Linked DNA regions of Mus musculus: region 2 is linked to region 1. The links are chromatin contacts, found by Hi-C in ENCODE. All regions are on one chromosome and are shown on one strand. The core of a region is the stretch at or near the end of the contact, and the rest is flanking DNA. Distances in the headings are between cores, read along the strand shown. Region 1 holds the start of 4933417A18Rik (RIKEN cDNA 4933417A18 gene). Region 2 overlaps Atxn1 (ataxin 1).

The links. A loop is a pair of places that touch in the nucleus more often than their neighbours do.
Region 2: a map of T-helper 17 cell shows a loop between it and region 1 (65-fold over the local background). The contact joins the enhancer-like site here to the promoter of 4933417A18Rik in region 1. A Hi-C loop is called at or near these places in 2 of 37 maps with a recorded cell type or tissue (T-helper 1 cell and T-helper 17 cell).

Annotation. Positions count from the first base shown.
Region 1 is chr13:34,922,989-34,925,987 of GRCm38, reverse strand. 4933417A18Rik (RIKEN cDNA 4933417A18 gene) reads right to left here and starts at 1,579. Exons shown (of 5, transcript NM_025750.3): 1 at 1,277-1,579. The coding sequence starts at 1,451. It also overlaps a transcript of Fam217a not described here.
Region 2 is chr13:45,782,301-45,785,299 of GRCm38, reverse strand. All of the region lies in intron 4 of Atxn1 (ataxin 1), which reads left to right. Among named protein-coding and RNA genes, the nearest start is that of Atxn1, 180 kb to the left of the region's middle. Within about 2 kb of position 1,458, at least 1 of the 3 ENCODE cell types and tissues checked has a DNase peak (open chromatin) inside an H3K27ac peak, as active enhancers do.

The DNA.
Region 1 (2,999 bases), core at 330-2,829:
TGCTAAGTTCCTCTGCCAGAGAATAGGGGTGTTGGGGTCATGACCTGGTGTTTTACTGCCAGGAAAGAGGCTTTTCAGTCTCTCCCCTTCCTTTCCTTGCTCCCACACTCTTGTCAATAGTACAGAAGCCACTGAAGGAAAAGGTGACACAGAAAGAGAAAAACTCAGCACATCACCACGCCTTCCCTTGGCTTCGAAGTCTCAGTACACCAGAGCAGAGGGAAGCAGAAAGAACTTAAACATGCCGTGAATGAATTTAGAGAGCTTGTATTAGAACTGGTATTTCATTATCAGTATGACCCTCCCCCAAGCTAAGAAATTTACCTGTAATTTCACCTAAAGGAAGCAACAAAATTGAATGGATCAAAAGGAAAAGCTGAGGCAGGGGCAGAATGGGTCTGGAAGGAGTTGGGGGGCAGTGTTAATATGATCAAAATAATACATTGTATGGAATTCTCAAAGAACTAACAAAAAAAGTGGGAAGAAAGGGAGAGCTTAGAAAGAAGAAAATGACCTTCTGCTTCTCTCTGCCAAGCTCAGTTTACTTAAGCTAACGTACACTTGAAATTTAATAAAGCCCTCAGGTCGACTCTAAGGTGCCTGAGCCAGCATGCTATTCAGTGAGCACTCATTTCCTATCATGTCTGGTCGCTTCTAATTGAGCCTATGTCACCACTAATACTCCTGGATTTATTTACCCACTTTCTGGATACCTGCAGCTCATCCTGTGAATTGCCTGTCCACGCAGCTATTTTACTCAAACTGCTTTAAAATAAATCTGTGTGTTCTTTATATAATGTGCAATGTAAACTGGATATATGGATTCATCCACCACACCCTGGATTAGGAAGTAGAGATTCGCTTGAATACAAGCGACCAATTTTGCCCCAACAGTTTAAAGTCATTGTGTAATCTGATCCACACCTTGAAACCTCTCCCTACCAATCTCAAACTCAAACCCTCATCTTAAGTTGTAACTTGAGTACATCTGTACGTGGCTGTATGGATTTCCATCTTTCCATGGGTGCGCTTTGCCTAGAGATGAATGGCATTTTATGTTGGCTCATGAAAGATGATGTAAAGGAAAAAAAAAATGACCTCAACTCATGGGCAAAGTCCACAGGCCACTTTGAGAACATAGGCTTCTCAAGCCATAATGTGGCAAGCGTCTCATGAACTGAGGGCACCTGTAATGTCAAGAAGTTAGTACCCACATCTAGAAGAGGAGGGTTCACATCACCATGCAAATATAAATGTAAGCACTCTCCCTACATACATTTGTTTTTGTCCTCTTCGCTTCTGTAGGAATGAAGCACTTCCACCAAGTGATTGGGGAGCAACTTGTGAAGGTTCGAGAGAAGGTCAAATGTGTGATTCAAGACGTCAGGCTGGGCATAATTTTTTGGCATTTTTTCAGTAAAGAGTTGTTCAGGGTCTATGTCCACGTCCATGATGGTCTTCTAAGTTACAAAGGCAGCAGATAAAGTGAAACCTAGAGACTTGCCATGCAAGTCTTCTTCGGCTCAGCTCGCTACCATCTCCATGAGGAGATGGTGGAACCTGCTTTCTGGTCTCCTTTGCATTCTGAGTGTCACAATGGCCCAGGTATTGGCCTGGAACCCTGAGAACTTGTTCTGCACCTTCAAAGCACAGAAAAGCTGCCCATGGAAGGTATCCTGCCAAATAATTCAGAGATTTTCCACAGAAACTCCAGTTTCTTGACTGGATGTGGATGAATTCTGAGGCAAAAAGGGAGAGTTTTCCTGAAAGGAAGGAGATTGGTGTGCACATAGCCTGTGCTGTGTTCCCTTCCTAGAGGTCTCAAACCTGGTGTGTGCATAATTAAGACTTCACAGACCTAGGAGGCCCCCCAAAGAGTGGTTACATCAGTGCTGCCCCCTGTAGATCCGAGGAAGCGCTTTATGGTACAAAACTAAGGAAATGTCCAGAGTAACACAGGTAAGAGGGCCATCTGCTATTTATTCTTTTTTCCAGATTTAAAAAGGAAACAAAGCAAATGAACACATAAAAATCTCCTTAGTGTTAGTTTTCCTTCACTGTAGACCAAGGAGCAGAGGATAACACAAGTACTAAAGAACAATGATGCCTCACACTTCATAGCTCAGCTGGAGCATTGAGAAGTGGCTGAGAACCTAGTCTCCAGCTTGAGGTGAAAATGCAAATAATAGTGTGTTTCAGGCGGAAGGGGGGCAGGGCTGGGGTATCCCAGAATCTAGTTCCCCAAGAAGACAGCACCAAAAGGGGACATAGAGTCAGCAATTGAGTGGTCAAAAGCTTCTTACTTTTAGCAATTTAACTCATTCTTTAACTCTCTGCTATGCTGTGGCCCAAAGCCACTGGCTTCTGGAAATTTAACTTCTGCTGATAGCAGCAGGGGATAAAGAATAAAGGCTTAGTCACTTGGACTCTTTTCTCTCTCACTCAAGGGTCCCTTGCTGGCCAGGTGAGAGGCTTGGAGTTCCTTAACTCTTCATGAGCCAGAGAGAAAAGAAAAAGAAGAAAAAAGTCAGACACACAGACATACATGGGGGGTGGGGTGGGGTGGGGTGGGGTGGGGTGGGGAGGGAGACACACACACACACACTGTGGCTGGGCCCCACCACCCATTTCACCAATTTCACAAGTGCACATGCATACTTATACACATACGCATATATCTACATACATATGTATGCACATACATATAGACAGAGAGACACGTAGACATTTTGCACATGCATATAGGCAGACACATATACATATACCCATATACATATGCATATACATTTGGTGGATGAAGCAGAACAGCCACACTATTTTCTCTCTTTAACAATTTATACATTCTTAGACAAAAGTTCTTTATAAAATTACAGCATAGATAAAATGTTACAAAAAAGGTAGTTATAGAAGGATGTAGATAGTAAGTTCAAAACAGTGTTTCATTATAGGTTCAAAGCAACAGTTTCACACAGCCTTGATTTATCATAGTGCACACCTGT
Region 2 (2,999 bases), core at 209-2,708, about 11 Mb before region 1:
AAATGAACAGACTCTCAGAGGCAGGACCCAGGTTTTCTCAAAGGGGGGATTCCAGCATCCAGCCTTGGTAAATGCTAACGCACCCCCCGTGTGTTAGTTAACCAGAGAAGGGAGCATTGGAAAGGAGTACAGACATTGGAGGGTTTATTCCATCCAGCAACACATCTTTAGGTAACGAGCAAGGTTCCCATAGGATTATGAATATGGTTCTATAATAAAATGGAAGAAAACCTGAATTCAAGAAAAACGGGAGGGGATGCATGCAGTGGGGAATAAATGACATTTGGCATCAGAAATTCTAGCTTCAAATTTTAGATCTAAGGACTGAGGCTATAGCTCAGTGGGAGGATCCTTGCCTTGGGCCCTCAGACTTGATCCAACACTGCCAAAATAACCATAATAATCGTAATACTTTCAGTTCTGTGATTTGTTAGCCCTGTGACATTAGGGTAGTCAATTAAAACCTGAGAGGTTTTTATTGTTTGTTTGGTTTTTTTTTTTTTCTTCTGTTGATCTTAAAATAGATGTAATTACCATATCTATCATATCTATCTCGGGGGTGTTGAGATGATTAAGCAACATAATGTATTCAGATATATTTTGTGAATTGAAGAGGCCTATGTTTATGATAGTTCTAGAAACCTGCCTTGATTTTTTTATGGTATGCAGTAAGGGCTTGGGTATTTACAGACAAGAGTCATGTATAGAGTCATCCGCACAGAAGAAAGACCCATCCTGTAAAAATTATAAAATATGCACCCATTACTTCTCTTTCTGCCCCTTATTTTCCTGGCCCAGAAGTTGTATGTCTCTAGGGTTTTTTTCTGAATCACTCTGGCAAGCTGCAGAGTTCATTGCCTACCCTCTACTGAGCTTAAGGAGACATTACTTGATAGTAAATACCACCATGAACAGACTAAAGAGAAGTCTTCCTTCATTCAGTCACCTGAACTTGGGAAGGCACCAACAGAGGAGCAAAGAACATGAATGTCCCCAGTGAGACTCTGAGTCCTGCAGGAGGGTAGGAAGGAAAGCAACCTCCCCAAATGTGTGGCCCTAAGGGTCCCTTCATGCCTCAGCCTGTCTAGCTTCTGCCCCCAATCTCAGACTCTATCAAGTGTCTGCTTGTGTTTCTTCTTCCCAAGCTTTACATCTTGGGCATATTCGCATGCAAGGGTGGGTGGAGCATACTCTATTTATAAACGGGGGTGTGGGGGTGTGGGGGGGAACGTCGCTCACGTGAAGATGGAGCTGTGTGCTCAGGAGCGTATCTGGGGATGCGCTCATGAATACGTGTCTCTGTGAGTGAGTGCCCACAGGCGTGTTGTGGCCTCGTTAACATGGAAAGGACACCCTGACACTAATTAGGAGGTGTGTGACAGGAACAATGACAGCAGAACACTTTGGGCATTGCCTGTGATTGCAAGGATGATGTAACACTATGCAGCAGCAAGACCTTGCTTGCTCATTCTTGGGAAGAGCGGTGGGAGTTAAACATGGACATGTTCCAATGTCCGGGTGTGGATCCTGTCCAGGAAGGCTGTGAGTTTCTCATGTGTGCCTGCTTGCCTGCAACTCAGAGTGTTGTGGGTAGAGAATGTTGCAGAGTGTGATTGGTGGCATAGACTGTGCCCTGTTGTTTGTTTATTATTCCCAGGGATGTGTGTAGGGCAGAGCTATCACACTCAGAAGAGAACAGCTGTGTTTGGAAATTACAGTAGAAACAGCACGGGAAATTGAATTAAGAGAAGACACCCGGAGAGGAGAGTCCATCTCTGATGGATGGTATTTCTTACCTGATCTCCATCATTCCCTAGGAGGGAATAAAAACTAGGAAATTGGATTTGAAAAAAAATGGATTAAGACGAATGGCTACTTGGGGTTTTTTGACCTTAGCTGCTTCCAGTTTTATTAGTACTATGTAAAGAATCAATACGTGGTTTTCTAAAATGCAGGAGTGGTGTACTGGCTAGTTATGTGTCAACTTGACACAGCTGGAGTTATCACATAGAAAGGAGCTTCAGTTGGGGACATACCTCCATGAGATCCAACTGTAAGGCATTTTCTCAATTAGTGATCAAGGGGGAAAGGCCCCTTGTGGGTGGGACCATCTCTGGGCTGGTAGTCTTGGGTTCTATAAGAGAGCAGGCTGAGCAAGCCAGGGGAGGCAAGCCAGTAAAGAACATCCCTCCATGGCTTCTGCATCAGCTCCTGCTTCCTGACCTGCTTGAGTTCCAGTCCTGACTTCCTTTGGTGATGAACAGCAGTATGGAAGTGTAAGCTAAATAAACCCTTTCCTCCCCAACTTGCTTCTTGGTCATGATGTTTGTGCAGGAATAGAAACCCTAAGACAGGTGGTATGTACTTACATAGTGTCCATCTCCAAAATATCTGATTAGTTTGTCTCTGAGTGTGTTACACACTCACTTACATTATAGAGAAGTAGAGTAAAGAGAACAGAACACTCTCTGGTCTCAAGAAAGTCTTATCTGTATTCCAGCCCTTTGCCCAAGGTAGAGTTGGCCATGCCCTCATTTGGACCATCATGATTGATTGTGTGCAGTCGTATGACGGTTTACTAACAAGGCTCTAAAACACATAAACAAAGAAATTACTCCATCTGTGGTTGTGACTCTTAACACCGAGGACAAAGATACAAACTTGACCTGTTCAAGAAATACATGGGTGACAAGTCCATCATTATGGTGGACACAGAGGGACAGTATAGAAAGACATATAACATGTGGTCATTTCTGCTCTAAAGGCACCAGTAACCTAGCTGAGGCTCAGAGCAACCTGTCATGAAATGCATGTGAGACTGTAGCACAGAGCAAAGTTCCAGTGAGGGGGTGATGAGTTGAGTATGTGTGGATTGGACGGGGGGGAGAAGCACGCTGAGTTTCAAGTCATCTTGAATGCAGTCAGCATACAGAGGAATGGATCGCTTCCTTGTGGAGTATCCTGACAGACAAGGCCTTTACTGAGTCCTATGGGGTAAG